2 separate regions of the Mus musculus genome follow, and region 2 is linked to region 1. A link is a loop called in an ENCODE intact Hi-C map of the cell type or tissue named here. Cell type or tissue: heart. All regions are shown on one strand.

The links. A loop is a pair of places that touch in the nucleus more often than their neighbours do. Peaks named below come from ENCODE experiments on the same cell type or tissue, not always from the same donor. Only the 100,000 strongest peaks of a DNase experiment are listed, where the experiment ranks them.
Region 2: it touches region 1 in a loop (4-fold over the local background); 4 of 42 quality-filtered maps call a loop at or near these places.

The regions. Positions count from the first base shown.
Region 1 is chr6:28,417,926-28,425,925 of GRCm38, reverse strand. It overlaps Gcc1 (golgi coiled coil 1), which reads left to right and starts at 4,202. Exons shown (of 2, transcript NM_028900.4): 1 at 4,202-5,641; 2 at 6,626-8,000. The coding sequence starts at 4,610. The coding sequence ends at 7,930. It overlaps Arf5 (ADP-ribosylation factor 5), which reads right to left and starts at 2,322. Exons shown (of 6, transcript NM_007480.2): 1 at 2,171-2,322; 2 at 1,556-1,636; 3 at 1,095-1,204; 4 at 682-753; 5 at 62-187. The coding sequence starts at 2,237. In heart, CTCF peaks have their summits at 1,727, 4,038 and 7,229; DNase peaks (open chromatin) are centred at 2,415, 4,195, 5,365, 7,315 and 2 weaker places; H3K4me3 peaks cover 4,387 bases; H3K27ac peaks cover 3,685 bases.
Region 2 is chr6:28,828,820-28,836,819 of GRCm38, reverse strand. All of the region lies in intron 16 of Snd1 (staphylococcal nuclease and tudor domain containing 1), which reads right to left. It overlaps Lrrc4 (leucine rich repeat containing 4), which reads left to right and starts at 5,073. Exons shown (of 1, transcript NM_138682.2): 1 at 5,073-8,000. The coding sequence starts at 5,206. The coding sequence ends at 7,164. In heart, CTCF peaks have their summits at 14 and 3,789; DNase peaks (open chromatin) are centred at 3,519 and 3,599; H3K4me3 peaks cover 2,883 bases; H3K27ac peaks cover 1,870 bases; H3K27me3 peaks cover 3,063 bases.

The DNA of each region.
Region 1 (8,000 bases):
TTCTCTGTCCAGCGGGCCCAGGAGAGCACGGGGCCCAGTGCCGAGGGGACGTGAGCCTTACCGTGCGGCTACGCAGGTGCTGAAGGCCCAGCTTGTCAGTCAGCTCGCTCACGGGCATGGCATTGGGCATGTCCTGCTTGTTGGCAAACACCAGCAGCACCGCATCCCGGAGCTCATCCTCCTGCAGCTGAGGGGAGAAGGGAGAGTGGGACCTGTGGTTTCAAGGCCCCCCGGCTGACTGCACTGCTGGGGAGCTCCCATTTCAAACCTCCAGAGTCTTTGTAGGAAAAAGACAGTGAACTGTGTAGTTCATTGCTGAACGTCAACACGGCTCTAAGTAAGCTCCAGCCCCCTAAACTTTACCTCTACAAAAAAACTGAACTATCCTAATTTAAGAACTTGTGCTAAGCAAAGATGACAAAAATTCCAACAGAAAACAAAAGAACAAGTAACACGAGATGCTATTTCTCTTTAGCATAGACAACCCCTCTCTTTCTCCCAACTCCGTAGACTTGGATGGAAAGGATTTAAATTAAAAAGTCCTGTCTAAAGTAGATAAGATAGGACTTATCTAGTGCCATGACAGAAAACCTCCTGCCCTTAGTGTTCTGGACTTCCTACCACCCCCCGGAGGACTCTGTCCAAAAGCCCAGGGCTCGGTTCCCAGAGCTCGGTATTTACCATCTTCTGGAGTTCATCAGCAGACTCCTGGACCCGCTCCCGGTCGTTGCTGTCTACCACAAAGATGAGGCCCTGGGTGGGAAGGAAGAAAGGAAGCAGAAGGGGTCACTCCTACCTAGGTCCCACCCTCACCTGGCCTGGTCTCACTTCTCCCATCTTGAGTTGTATTAGCCTTTCTTATCTGGTAAACTTCTAGTCTGCAGAGACCACTGAGGGAGGGAGGGAGGGAGCGAGGGAAAAGCTGTGTTGTTGAGAACTACAGAAGACAGCATGGCCCTAGAACTCTGCTTCCCAGAATAAGGTGAGGGTGAATTCTTAAGCTTAGCAAAGATGAGAGCGGTGACAGCCCAGTCGTGGTCTAACTCAAGCCCTCTCCCAGGGGTTGTCTCCCCCACCTCCCAACCCAACTGCACCTGAGTGTTCTGGAAGTAGTGCCGCCACAGAGGCCGAATCTTATCCTGGCCTCCAACATCCCACACTGTGAAACAGATGTTCTTATATTCCACTGTTTCCACATTGAAGCCTGCAGGAAAAACCATTTTTTTTTTTTTTTGAGTGAAGAGGGTAAAAAACAGGTCCTCAAAGGAACTCACTAAAACCACTCCGATCTCTGCAAAGGACACAAATCCAGAAGGCAATGACCACCAAGGCCAAGGGGAATAGAATCCAGAGGACCGGAGGTCAACAGATATGCTAGGCTCATGGTCCACGCCTCAGGCACCATCAGGCGCTTAGAGATACGGTGACCCATTTCTCAAGTAGCTGTATCTGGTGTCAGGGTCAGGGACAGATAAGGGCCTAGGCAGAAGTGGGAGCAGACCCCGACAAGGCTCAAAGCGACATTCCTGCTTCCCGCTCCTTGTCCTGGACTCACCTATAGTGGGGATGGTGGTGACAATCTCCCCCAACTTCAGTTTGTACAGGATGGTAGTCTTGCCAGCCGCATCCAAGCCAACTGCAACGGAGAAGGGGGGGGGGGGGGGCAAAGAATGGAGACGGGAGCGAGGGAGCCCCCTAGAGCCCAGGGACAGGGAGAGGCCTGGCCAGCTGATGGTGATGGGGGCGGAGAGCAGGAGGGCCTCCAGGTGCGCGCTCTTCTCCACCTTCCGGGCCTTGAGGGCAGTCTGGGTGGCGAGTGCCAACTCCTGCCCCTCAAGTGCCCGAGGGGCGAGAGGGGCTAGGGAGGTAGGGGACCTGGGAGGAAGGCCGCGTTCCTTTGAAAAGTCGTTTCCAAGGGCGGAATCCTCCCTTCTTAGCAGCCGGGCTGGGGCGGAGGAAGCGTCACCCCACCCAGGCCCCAGCTCCGGGTTTCAGGCCCAGGGCCGACACTGCAGATCCTGGTTTGCACGGGAGCGCGGCCCCCAGAGGCTTTGGCGGTGGGGTGTCTCGGGGTCAGGGTACCAGGTGAGCGGGGCTAGAGGGACGCGGGGGCGGGAGGGCTGCGGCGGGGCCGGCGCCCCAAGCGGGCCGCGCGCTCGATCTGCCTCACCCATAAGGATCCGCATCTGCTTCTTCCCGAAGATCCGCGAAAAGAGCGCGGACACCGTGAGGCCCATGGCGGGGCCCGGGGCGGGGGCGCGGGCAGGGGACGCGGGGCGAGGGCTGGAACCGGCCGGCCGCGGGGGGATGGGGCGCAACAGCAGAAGGAGGAGGCGCCGCCGCCGCCGCCGCCGCCACCTCCGCGCGTCCGGGTCCGCCCGACGTCACGTGGCCCCGCCCCTCCGGGTCCGCCCCGGCCCCGCCCCCCAGGCGCGTTTGCGGAAGAACTGAAGTCTAGGGAGGCCTGGCAGCCTGCCTGGGGACCAGGGCTTGGAAGGGGACTTGTTCTGGGTCTCCGGTGACCGCAGGACTTTGCTTTACTCTTAAGTGGTAAACTTGCATTCCTGAGAAGACTTTGATAGAGTCGAAAAGTACATTTAAAAGATTCTCAAAGTAGCTCATTGTCTTTTGTTTTGAAACACTATGTCCACTATGTAGCCTTGGGTGGTCTGGAACTTGCTATGTAGACCAGCCTAGTCTCGAACTCACGGAGATGTGACGGCTGCCTTGGCATCTTGAGTAGATTTTTATTACAGAAATATTTTCTTAAAACCCGTTGTCACTCTTATTTCATCTCTTTCCCTCCCCGCACCCCTCTCACAGGCTTGGTATCTTCATAATGTCACAGGAATCTTATTTTGTTTCTAGCTCCTCCCCACCCTTTTTTTTTTTTTTTTTTCGAGACAGGGTTTCTCTGTATAGCCCTGGTTGTCCTGGAATTCACTTTGTAGACCCGGCTCGCCTCGAACTCAGAAATCCACCTGCCTCTGCCTCCCAAGTGCTGGGATTAAAGGCGTGCGCCACCACGCCTGGCTCCCTCCCCACTTTTATTTCGTGTTCATGTGTGGAGGTGTAGCTCTCAGAGGACAACCTGTGGGAATATGTTCTCTCTTTCCACCGTGTGGGCCCTGGTGATAGAACTCAGGTCAGATCATTGGGCCTGGGTGGAAAGTGCCTTTACTGCTGAGTCGTCTTACAGTCCCCACAAGAGTCTTGATGGAAAAGAAAAAGGAGACTTGATGGTGTGCTCTTGAGATGAAAATCTTTTCATGTCTTGTCACCTAAGGTAAAATCTAAATGCCTTTAAGTTGGGTCCTTTGTTCCAGCCTCATCAGTAGCCACCCTTCTCCCACACCATAAGCTTCCTGGGCAAGTTAGGCTCACTGATGCCTGACGTCCCTATACACCTTTCCACTTTCCTCCATGCTGGTTTCCCACATCTGCATTGAGCTTGGCAGTCTACTCATCTCTCAAACTTCAAATCATTTCCCCTAAGAGTCTCTGTCCTGGCAGGTGCCTCATCTCCTTTATACCACTTCTGCAATGCCCCGACACACTAGTGTGAAGGCAGGAGCTACCTGTTTGAATCTCTGTGTCCTTGCTGTTAGGAGTTTCTTGGGACAAGGCCATGCTTCTTCAGTAGTGCTATCTGGCATAGCATGTAGTATGTTGAGAGGCAGACTGAGATAGGACTCCTAAACTTCCTAGCTGAGTGACATTGGACATGTTACCCCTCTGTACATTTTACTCTATGTTCCCGTAAGTGTAACTCTTGTGACACAGCCCTGACCCCAGCATATGCTGGTATGCAAGATGGGCCTTATGGCTATATAATGCCCCTTTTACTAATCAGAACTAAGGGAGGGAGCTATTATGCTTTACGTTAACCAGGTACCGGCCTCGTTTTCCTAGTATGAGTCCTAACTGTTGCCCCAAATGTTGGACATTGCCCCAAATAGTTTGATGCGTCTTTCATCTATGTTTTTGGGGCAAATGCAGTGCGACGTCGCCCCCTGTCGCTCACTGGTGGTAGCTTGAGGGCAAAGTTAGGCATCTCCAAACCACTGCTCAGGTGCTTGCTCTAGACTTACCTACGGGTTACTCCCTCTCCAGGCCACCAGCAGACACGGTGCGGAAGCCCCACCCATCTCACGCCCACGGCGGGGCGGGGTCTGTGGCGTTTTGCTGCCGTCACTTCCAGGAGACCCGGAAGCGGTGCTGTTCCAGTTGTTGGGAAATCGTGATGGAACCCGGCTTAGTGTAAACCCTGGGCTTATCGTGGGCGGAGGGAGGCGGGTCTAGGTTGCGGTGGCCACAGGAGCGGCTAGGGCGGGACAGGCTCAGGGCCTGTACTGGAGAGCCTAGGCTGACTGCTCCTGCTAGGTCAGCGTCACTCCGCCTCCAGGTTGGAACTGGCTCCCACCTTCGGCCTGGCTCCTGCAGTGCTTTTGCCTGGCCACCGCGGCCCCTCATCCCGCCCGGACCGCTGGACGGACCGGGTGTATTGCCTGCAGCCAGACGGTTCTCTCTGCTTCACTTTTAGCTGTCCCTGTGGCTCTGCCCAGGGCTGCAAGAACGTTGACGTGGAGCGGTCCACGCCAGAACCCCCATGGAGAAGTTTGGGATGAATTTCGGGGGCGGCCCAAGTAAGAAGGATCTCTTGGAGACCATCGAGACACAGAAAAAGCAGCTTCTCCAGTACCAGGCAAGACTCAAGGATGTGGTGCGTGCCTATAAAAGCCTGCTGAAGGAGAAAGAAGCCCTGGAGGCCAGCATCAAGGTACTGTCGGTATCCCACGAGGCGGATGTAGGCCTCTCAGGTGTGCAGCCTCCAGGTCTCACGTTTCCTGATTCTGTGGATGACCGGTGCTCCACTCACAGTGAGGACAGCACCGGAACTGCCACTAGCTTGGATACCGCAGCCAGTCTTACAAGTGTCAAGGGTGAATTTGGGGTTGAAGATGACAGAGCGGCCCGTGGACCACTTCCCCCAAAGTCTGAAGAGGCCAGTGGGTCAGAGAGTGGCGTTAGTAGTAGCAGTGGGGATGGGCCATCTGCCGGTAGTGAGATGGACAAAAGAGTGCATCAGCTGAAGACTCAGTTGGCCACTTTGACTAGCTCCTTGGCGACAGTCACTCAGGAAAAGTCCCGTATGGAGGCGTCTTACCTGGCGGATAAGAAGAAGATGAAGCAGGACTTAGAGGATGCCAATAAAAAGGCAGAGGAAGAGCGGGGTCGCCTGGAGGGAGACTTGAAGGTGCTGCAAGAGCAGATAGCAGAAACCAAAGCCCGCCTCATTACACAGCAGCACGATCGTGCCCAGGAGCAGAGTGACCATGCCTTGATGCTGCGCGAGCTTCAGAAGCTCTTGCAGGAGGAGAGGACCCAGCGCCAGGACCTGGAACTTCGCTTAGAAGAGACCAGAGAAGCCTTGGCAGGGCGGGCATATGCCGCTGATCAGGTCGAAGGGTTTGAACTGCAGACCAAGCAGCTGACCCGAGAGGTAGAGGAGCTGAAAGGTGAGCTGCAAACCATTCGAGATGAGAAGAACCGACCAGACCCCCGGCTGCAGGAGCTTCAGCAAGAGGCTGCCCGTCTTAAAAGCCATTTCCAGGCCCAATTGCAGCAAGAAATGAGGAAGGTAATTATTCTCATATCCTTCAAATAGTCATTTTAGCTTACATAGGAAATTATTATTTTTCTCTTCTGGTCATTAGATAACTGTAATGCATCCCTATGTGTGTGTGTGTGTGTGTGTGTGTGTGTGTTTGTTTCTCTGTGTGTGTTTTCATGAGGCAGGGTCTTACCATGTAACCCAGTCTGCCCTTGAACTCACAGGGATTTGCCTGCTTTTCCATACCAAGTGCTAGGATTAAGGGCACCCCTCTCCCCACTTAAGGCAGGGTCTTGTTTTAGTCAAGGGATGCCTGGTGAGATAGCGTGAGTTGTTAGTGTGAGTACTGGGACTTTGGTCTGGTTCCACATTCCCAACATGCATAGTGATATTTGATGCCAAGTGAAAAAATTGCATCAGTGAGTCCCGTGAAGTGTGGCTTTGTGTGGTGTCCTTCTAACAGGATGAAGAGTTCCTGAGTATTTCTGGGTTCAAGCCAGATAGCTCTATCTAGGCCTTGGGTGTTGGCATCTTACCAGCTGTGCTGCTTGAGGTGATACAGTGACAGCTGTGTAGGGAAAGCTTGTGTGTATCCTGAGAAGTGTGTGCTTCTAGGTAAGGTGACTGGAGGAAGCAAAGGGGATTTTCCCCAGAAGAAATGCCTTGTGTATACGCTCAGGTGAGGTTTGCCTCAACTGTTTTATAGTGTTCCCTTTCAGTAGAGAGAGGGATCTAGGTTGGGTTTGAATTTACAGGCATGTTGGGAAAGGGAAAGAATGTTACACGGTTTCTTTAAATGATTTGGCTAACAGAAACATACTTTGTATTCAAGCTTAATGAAGAATGGAAAACTATGGTAGAAAGGGCACTTCAGTTAAAAATCCCCAGTTCCCACTTGTTCTGGGTTATTCCAAGCCCTGTTCACTTCTCTGTCTCCTCCCCCACACCCAGTTGACTCTAGGGGTTTTGTGACTTTCCTGGATGCCTTGTCACCTGTTCTTTGCTTTGCAGACAGCCCTTGCAGAGGACCAGCTCCGCCAGCAGTCTCAGGTAGAAGAGCAGAGAGTAGCAGCCCTGGAGAGCCAGATCTCTGAGGTATCTGAACTGCTGGGCACCTACGAGAAAGCCAAGCAGAAAGACCAGCTGGCCATCCAGAAGCTGAAGGAGCGACTTCTGCAGCTGGACCTGGAGAACAAGACACTGGCCCTCGCAGCCTCTAGCCGGTCCTCCCTTGACATCCATGGCGACGAATCCAGTCTGGATATCAATGTCTTGAAGGACAAGATGGAGAAGCTCAAGAAGCTACTACAGGTTGCAGCTAGGAAAAGCCAGGTGACCCTGGATGTGGAGAAGCTCTGCGACCCTGAGATAATGGCCAACTCCGAGGCTGCTGACGGGGAAAAGGCTACCGCGCTCTACTACCAACAGGAGCTGAAGCAGCTGAAGGAAGAGTTTGAGCGGTATAAGATGCGAGCCCAAGTTGTGCTCAAAAGCAAGAACACCAAAGATGGGAGCCTGGGGAAGGAGCTGGAGGCAGCACAGGAGCAGCTCGCAGAGCTGAAGGACAAGTATATCTCCCTGCGGCTGTCCTGTGAGGAGCTGGAAAGCCAGCACCAGCAGGAGGCTGAGGACTGGAAGCAGGAACTGGCCCGGCTGCAGCAGCTCCATCGGCAGGAACTGGAGCGCAGCCAGCTGGACTTCAGGGACCGCACACTGAAACTGGAGGAGGAGCTACACAAGCAGCGGGACCGGGCCCTGGCTGTGCTCGCGGAGAAGGACTTGGAGCTGGAGCAACTACGTTCTGTGGCCTTGTCCTCTGGGTTGCCAGGACGCAGAAGCCCCGTGGGAGGAGTGGGTGGTGGAGGTCTTGGGGACCCAGCCGACACAGCCTCCTCAGATAGCTTGACCCAGGCCCTGCAGCTTGCTGCAGCCAACGAGCCCACCTTCTTTCTTTATGCTGAGCAGTTGGCCCGCAAGGAGGTGGAGATCACATCTCTGAGGAAGCAGAAACACAGGCTGGAGGTAGAAGCCCATCAGCTGCAGGAAAGGCTGCTGGAGGAGGGCGAGCGGCATCGAGAGGAGGTTGGAGCCCTCCAGAGCCACATCGAAAAGAATATGAGGGACCAGAGCAGGGAGGGAGCCAACCTGGAATATCTCAAAAACATCATCTACCGCTTCCTGACCCTGCCCGACAGCCTGGGCCGCCAGCAGACGCTCACCGCCATCCTCACGATCTTGCACTTCAGTCCTGAAGAGAAACAAGTGCTAATGCGGCTCCCAAGCGGTGGGAGCTGGTGGCCTTCCGGCAAGAGATGATAGATACTTTTTGTTTTCTTACCAACTCCTGAAATCTCCGTGCCTCTTTTATTGTGGGAAGGGCAGGCTC
Region 2 (8,000 bases), 410 kb before region 1:
TCTAGTGGCTGCTGAGGATAATGCCTCAGGGACAGACATATTTGCAAAGTAGGGAGTGGGCCAGCCTGGCAGCCCTGGGTCCCTCTACATGAACATTCCTTTGACTTCTTATCAGAATCCCAAGTCATATGAAATGGCATGTTAGCACTATCAAAACTCCACCTTTACCCCCAAAACAGTAAGCATAGAACATGTCTGCTCACAAAGAATACAGAGCAAGCATTTGATAATATCTTCAAGCCCAGGCTTTAAAGGCCAATTAGCCACATATCAGCATACTGATAGAAGGAACTCAGAGGGACAGACTTTGATATTAACTAGTCATGTGACTTTAGGGAAGTTACCATGCCTTTCTGAGTTTCCTTAACATCAATAAAGTGAGAGGCCAAGTCAATATGATCTCTCTTAAGGATTCTTTAAAAATGAACATGCTGTGATCTGTGATCAGCTCTATTCCAGTCCTGTGGATGTTTATACTAAACTGAAGGGAACATTCTCTCCTCAGCTCCACAGCCTAATTCCAAGGCTACAACCCCAAAGGATCAGCCTTCTTCCCAAAGCTGCCTGTCTGAAAAGGAGGGAAAGTCATGGACTCTGAGAAGTAAGTGAAACTTTCTAGCCCATCTCCTTGATTTCATAAATCAAGGCATACTTCATTATACATTCTATCTAATCTGAAACAACAACCAGAACGCAGGCATCCCAACTTCAGTACAAGGCCCATTCTTCAAAACTGAGCTGCTGACCCAGGCTTTGGCCAGCCTCTTGAACACACCTTTAGCATTCTTTTAACAGTGCCTATGTGAAACTGCCCATGTTCTCAGTCCACTGCAGTGTTCCTTATTTAAATGTGAACTGCCTTCTCTTATTTCTTAGTGGTACTACTACAGATCCAGGCACCAGCCAGAACTACTAGTTGTGAGGGGCAAAATACCAGAGGAAACTCAGTAAGACGCTGGAAGACTGCTTCAGGTCAGGAGGACTGTGAACTGCAGGTTTGACAGCCTCTTCTTTAGTCTACTCTGTAGGTTCCAGGAACTTCTGTGGCCTAGCTGGCCCATAAAGGGTAAAGCAATCCCATGTAGCACTCCACTGAATTTGGGAACATTTACTCTAATCAGCACCGACTTCATTTACTACGAGATAATCTTGTTCCTAGTAGTGATTTAATCCAACTCAGCCCACCCTCCCTCCCATCTACCTTTACAATGTGGGGGCAGCAGCTGAACAGATGGGGCCCCAGTTTGCCTACACAAGCAGGAAACCAGTTCAGGCAGAGCCCCTTTTCCTGAAAGGAGAGAGAGGCACCATACTCCTGTGTGCCACCCATTCCCTAGTGATACCCACCCCCAATATCCCCAATAACACAACACTTTCCCTGCTTAGTTGCAGCTGGGTCAACGACAGCTTTCCCCACAGATTCCTGGTGTACCAGGCTCACATTTCCTGGGCCCACAAGACAGTGACATCCTTCTTACACACGGGCTTTAATGAGGAATTCAAAGGATTGGGGCACATGCCTGGAATTACAAGAGTTGAAAGGTTGAGGCTAGAGGATCGCTATGAATTCAAGGCCAGTCTAGGCTTTAAAACAAAACCCTGTCTCCAAGGGGAAAGCCACTGCAGAGTCAACTGGAATTAGACCTTAGCATGAGTGTAGGGCTTACCTCAGTTTCTAATTTCTCCCTCTGATCTCTCATCACAAGTGATACGTTTGTAGGACTGACTTTCTTAGTCCTTTCTCTCATGCTCTTTCTGATTTCTCATATACCCTTGATTGAATGTTCAGTCTCTCCCCAACCTTGCCTCCACCACTGGCCTGGGCAGTAGATACAGTGGATATTCTGTTAGGGATGAACTCACTGGTCTCATGAATTGAAGACTGACTTGAAAAGCTGACTGTCACTATCTGGCACAAGTGCTTTACCTGGAAAATGGAGACAACAGGGGGCAGTCTCTTCACCAGAGCAGTCGCAGGTACATTCTTAGCATGGTGGGCACACAAACACCCTAACAAGGACTAGCGAGTGGAGGGTGAAGTCTGACTGCATTAGTCTGTAAGAACACTCTGTGGAATCATGCCTACGCCCAAGAGCCCTGACACCAATCTGTGTGGGGCTTGTCAGGGTTCAAATCCTGGTGCTACAACTTAGTATATGTGGGACTCTAGTCACATACTTTATTCTACCCATTCATAAAATGAATCATAAAGAAATGGCTCAAAAATATCATGCTAATGTTTTTCCTTGACAGCGAATATAAATGTCACGGTCTTGGTAAAGGACAGGAATACAAAATTGTGGACATTGGAACTTTCTAGGACTTGGAGAAGGTTTAGGGTTTGAAGAAGCAGATAATACTGAGATTATGGCTGTGGTAGAGTTCAGGAAGTTGGGAAATCCTGGGGTCCTCATCCGTAAGTAACAGCCCACGTGGGAACAATGGGGTTAAACAACACACTTGTTAGATAACAGGCAAAAGCTGGGAGGATCTCAGTGATTCTACTGGACCTACAGCACAGTGCTAATCTATAGATTGTTTCACCCTCACATGGTTGAGAAAAGAGGTTCTTTTATGGAGGAAATGAGTTGGCAAATGCTGACCTATGCTTTTACAATAGCCTGTCAAAGCAGGGACCAGAACTCCCCTTTCAGCAAGCTGCTAAGGGACTCCCAGAGAGAGGCTGGTGCAGCTCCAGGGGCAGAAGGCATAAATTACCTTACTGGCCCCTGCATACAGGGGAGGGGAAGGGGGCATCTGAGAGGCAAGGCTGCAGGCAGCTCCCCAATGAATGAACCACGGGCTGCTGCACCATGGGTTCTCAGAACTCACCTCAATCCTCCCCAGGTTGTCATTTCCCCGACTCCTTGAATTTGGTCTTTCTTCCCACTGTTTCCCGCCCCCACAGCCCTCATTAAGAAAACTATCATTTAAAGCCCTAGTTACTGTGGGAGAGGGGAGGGGGCAAGAAAATGTTCGAGAGAGGGGACTGGAAGGACAGGCACAGAGTAAGGCGAAGCATAGACTTTGGTCTTCTGACTCAACGCAGCCCTTGCGTGGATTCGGCTGCCTGCCCCTAGGTCCCCACCATCCTGCAGATCCAAACTCTGGCCGCGCAGCCAGGCACCCCGTCAGCATTCAGCGGGGGTGCGGATGACGCGGGCGCTCGTAGGAGGCCGGCCAACTGCTGCAGCCCCACCGAGGGCCGCCGCACCCGGGCCCCTGAGCCCAGCAGTCCACGGCTGTAGGGTGCTGGGTGGCTCGGGTGGGGGCCGCGCAGTCTCCGCTGCAGCCCCGCACGGCTCCAGCCTATCAGCGGCCAACCAGCCACTCGCTCCGACCTGACCAAAATAGCTGCGAACGCCTGCGACTAGCGCGCAGCCCCTCACTTGACGCTCACTCGGACTCGCTCGCCCGCTCGCCCGCTCGGGCCGCTCCGATCGTCTAGAGGGGGCGGGGAGGAAGCTGCGGGGGAGGGGGGAGGGGGGTGGGGAAAAAGAAGGAAGGAAGGAAGGAAGGAAGGAAGGAAGGAAGGAAGGAAGGAAGGAAGAAGCGAGGAAGGCAGGCAGCCCTCCGCGACTCGGGGCTGCGCGGCGCGAGCCAGCGCGTGCTGGAAGGCGCGGCGTTAACCCCTTGAGGGCAGGCGGCAGAGGGAGAGCGGTGTTAATACATAAGAGCACTGCATCACGCTAATCTTCTCCCTAGAACAGTATGCGTCAGCAGTACATTCACGTTCTGACTGAAGGACAAAAGGATGAGAGAGCAGTCTGCGTGGCTGCCACCTGCAACACCGCGAGCCCGGCGCGAGGAGGAGACGGTGGGCGCCGAGCGCAGGGGCCCCGCTGCTGCCACCGCCGCCGCTAGCCAGCGGGGACCATGTTCACCGGCTTCGGAGCGTTTCCCGCAGCCGCTACCCCCACTGCTCACGCTGCCGTCGCCAGCGCTCTGGCCGCTGCAGCAGCCCGCTGGCAGCTCCGTTGCTGAAGGCTCCGGGAGCCCAGCGGCGAACTCGCACTCTCCGCACAAAGCCGGGGCCGGCGGCGCGCCGGGAGCCCAGCAGTGGCGGGCGGCGGCGGGCGCTTGCGCGCTGCCGGGGGCTGCGGCCGCCGCCGCTGCCGGACCCGCGCCCGCCCCCGGACTCCCTGAAGGGGCCTGCGGTGCGGGCGCGACCGCGGGCGCTGCGCGCTCCTCCGTTCGCGGACTGGGTCCCAGCACCACGTCCACGCCGCTGCCCCTCTGGGGCTGGACGGATTACCGCTCCCCGCACCAGCAGACGGCGGGACTGGAGAACTGAGCCCAGTTTTTGTCTTTTTAACCCTTCCGAGAAGAGGCGAAGAGAAAAGGGGGTGTGTGCCTAGGGAGGGCGAAGGCGCAGCGAACACCTCTTAACTCTCGCAGCCCCGCGAGCTCACGACTGCAATCAGCTGCCGCCAGCTCTGGGCGGCCGACGCTGGGAAAGCAGAGTGGAGAGCAGCGCAGCAACCAGCGAGCGCGGCCTGGGCGGCTTCGGGAGCGCCCCCGCACCCCCATCCCCCGCGGCGGCCCAGGGAGAGGGCTGGGGGCTGGAGACACACTTTGGCGATGAAGCGCCTTCTCCCGCGACTGGAACAAGCTGGTGCCAGGGTCCAAGGACAAAGCAGGGAAGCGCTGGTGGCGCCGCTCCTCGGGCTCTCGGGGGGGCATGCACCTGCATAGCCCGCCGGGCCTTGGCTCTCCCTGGCGCGCCTCAACTCCGCGGCTTCGCCGGCTCCGGATTTACTAGAAGCCATTTTGTCTCCCCTACCCCTCCCCTCCCCTCCCCTCTGCCCTCCCTGCCCCCACTACTTCCCCCTTTGTTAATTAAAACTAAAGTCAGAATGGGAACGATGAGCCCAGCTCTCGTGGAGAAAGCTTAAGGACACAGCGCTAATTCTTTCCTGCTTTCCTTCCGAGGTAGGTGACAGGGAATTGGGTGGGGATGGTCGCAACGTGGGAGAGAGTCTTAGCTTTCTATGGGTTGGCCTTGAGGGTGGGCTGGTAGATGAGGGGCCGCTCAGTAGTTTCGCAGGGTTTTTCTAGGCCGATCTGCTTGTCTCTAATCGCCCCCTCCCCACCTCCTTCTCCAGATGGAAAGAGGAGCTCCTAGCTCACTTAAGCCGGGGTAAGGCTGGTTCTCTTTTCCAAGCCAAAATCCCAGGCGATGGTGAATTATGAACGTGCCACACCATGAAGCTCTTGTGGCAGGTAACTGTGCACCACACCTGGAATGCCGTCCTGCTTCCCGTCGTCTACCTCACGGCGCAAGTGTGGATTCTGTGTGCAGCCATCGCTGCTGCCGCTTCAGCCGGGCCCCAAAACTGCCCCTCCGTCTGTTCCTGCAGTAACCAGTTCAGCAAGGTGGTGTGCACCCGCCGGGGACTCTCTGAGGTCCCACAGGGTATTCCTTCCAACACCCGGTATCTCAACCTCATGGAAAACAACATCCAGATGATTCAGGCCGACACCTTCAGGCACCTCCATCACCTGGAGGTCCTGCAGCTGGGCAGGAACTCCATCAGGCAGATAGAGGTGGGGGCCTTCAATGGCCTCGCCAGTCTCAACACTCTGGAACTGTTCGACAACTGGCTGACAGTCATCCCCAGTGGGGCCTTTGAGTACCTGTCCAAACTGCGGGAGCTCTGGCTGCGAAACAATCCCATTGAGAGCATCCCTTCTTATGCCTTCAACCGGGTGCCCTCCCTCATGCGTCTGGACTTGGGGGAACTCAAGAAGCTGGAGTATATCTCTGAGGGGGCTTTTGAGGGGCTGTTCAACCTCAAGTACCTGAACTTGGGCATGTGCAACATTAAGGATATGCCCAATCTTACACCCCTGGTGGGGCTCGAGGAGCTTGAGATGTCAGGGAACCACTTTCCTGAGATCAGGCCTGGGTCCTTCCATGGCCTAAGCTCCCTCAAAAAACTGTGGGTGATGAACTCACAGGTCAGCCTGATTGAGCGGAATGCTTTTGACGGACTGGCTTCCCTCGTGGAACTCAACTTAGCCCACAATAACCTCTCATCTTTGCCCCATGACCTCTTCACACCCCTGAGATACCTGGTGGAGTTGCACCTACACCACAATCCTTGGAACTGTGATTGTGATATTCTGTGGCTGGCTTGGTGGCTTCGGGAGTATATCCCAACCAATTCCACCTGCTGTGGCCGCTGTCATGCTCCCATGCACATGCGAGGCCGCTACCTGGTAGAGGTGGACCAGGCTGCCTTTCAGTGCTCTGCCCCTTTCATCATGGATGCACCCCGGGACCTCAATATCTCTGAGGATCGGATGGCAGAACTGAAGTGTCGGACTCCCCCTATGTCCTCTGTGAAGTGGTTGCTGCCCAATGGGACAGTGCTCAGCCACGCCTCCCGGCATCCCCGGATCTCTGTTCTCAATGATGGCACCTTGAACTTTTCTCGTGTGCTGCTCATAGACACTGGAGTATACACATGCATGGTGACCAATGTGGCAGGCAACTCCAATGCCTCGGCCTACCTCAATGTGAGCTCGGCCGAGCTCAACACCCCCAACTTCAGCTTCTTCACCACTGTAACAGTGGAAACCACAGAGATATCACCTGAGGACATAACACGGAAGTACAAGCCTGTTCCCACCACATCCACTGGTTACCAGCCGGCATATACCACCTCTACCACGGTGCTCATTCAGACCACCCGTGTGCCCAAGCAGGTGCCAGTACCCTCCACAGATACCACTGACAAGATGCAGACCAGCCTGGATGAAGTCATGAAGACCACCAAGATCATCATTGGCTGCTTTGTGGCAGTGACTCTCCTAGCTGCTGCCATGTTGATTGTCTTCTATAAACTTCGCAAGCGGCACCAGCAGCGGAGTACAGTCACAGCTGCCAGGACAGTAGAGATTATCCAGGTGGATGAAGACATCCCAGCAGCAGCACCTGCAGCAGCAACAGCAGCTCCGTCCGGTGTATCAGGTGAGGGGGCAGTAGTGTTGCCCACAATACATGACCATATTAACTACAACACCTACAAACCAGCACATGGGGCCCACTGGACAGAAAACAGCCTGGGGAACTCTCTGCACCCCACAGTCACCACTATCTCTGAACCTTATATAATTCAGACCCATACCAAGGACAAGGTACAGGAAACTCAAATATGACTCCCCCTCCCTCAAAAACTTATAAAATGCAATAGAATGCACAAAAAAGAGCAACTTTTGTACAGAGTGGGGAGAGACTTTTTCTTGTATATGCTTATATATTAAATCTATGGGCTGGTTAAAAAAGATTATATTAAAATTTAAAAACAAAAAAATGAAAACAAAACTATTTTCTAACTTGTAAGTTCTATTTAAAGGGGAGGGAAGGGGTTCTTGGCAATGTTGTGGGTAGGAGCCTCAAGTCAACTGCTGTAAGGTGGAAACTGCTAAGACAAAACAAACTAAAACAACCAACACCCCTAAAGTGGCAGGGTGTGGGCTGCTGGGGGCAGGGAGGATAGCCTGCATCTGTCAATTTTTAGAAGATGCTTTACAGGATCTAGGAATACCATTTCTATAGACACCTTTCTTAAGCTGAGAGCTGTCTTTACAGATCTATCTTATTAAACAAAATAATTTTAAAAAGCATCACAAATTTGTACTGTGCCCAAAGGTTGAGCGGTGATTTTTTTTCCCCTACAGAGACAATGGGGAAGATAGATCTGTAAATGTATTTTAAGTAGGAAAACCACCAAAATTCCAACTAATCCTTCCAGAGGTTGTTTCTTTGTACGTGTGCGCAAATCCTCTGGGTTTGTGCCTTCAGACTGGCATGTGTCTCCCCTGACAATGCTTCAAGACAGCTTGGAAGGAAGGGAGCTGGCGTAGCTCTCCATCAAATGCTTTCACATTGCACCAGATTCCTGCAGTTGGGCATAACCCACTCTGCAAGGCATGTGTCTATTCAGGGTTTCCCGGGAGGAGGAGGCGGCCTGAAGGGGGTGCGGCCGGCCCAG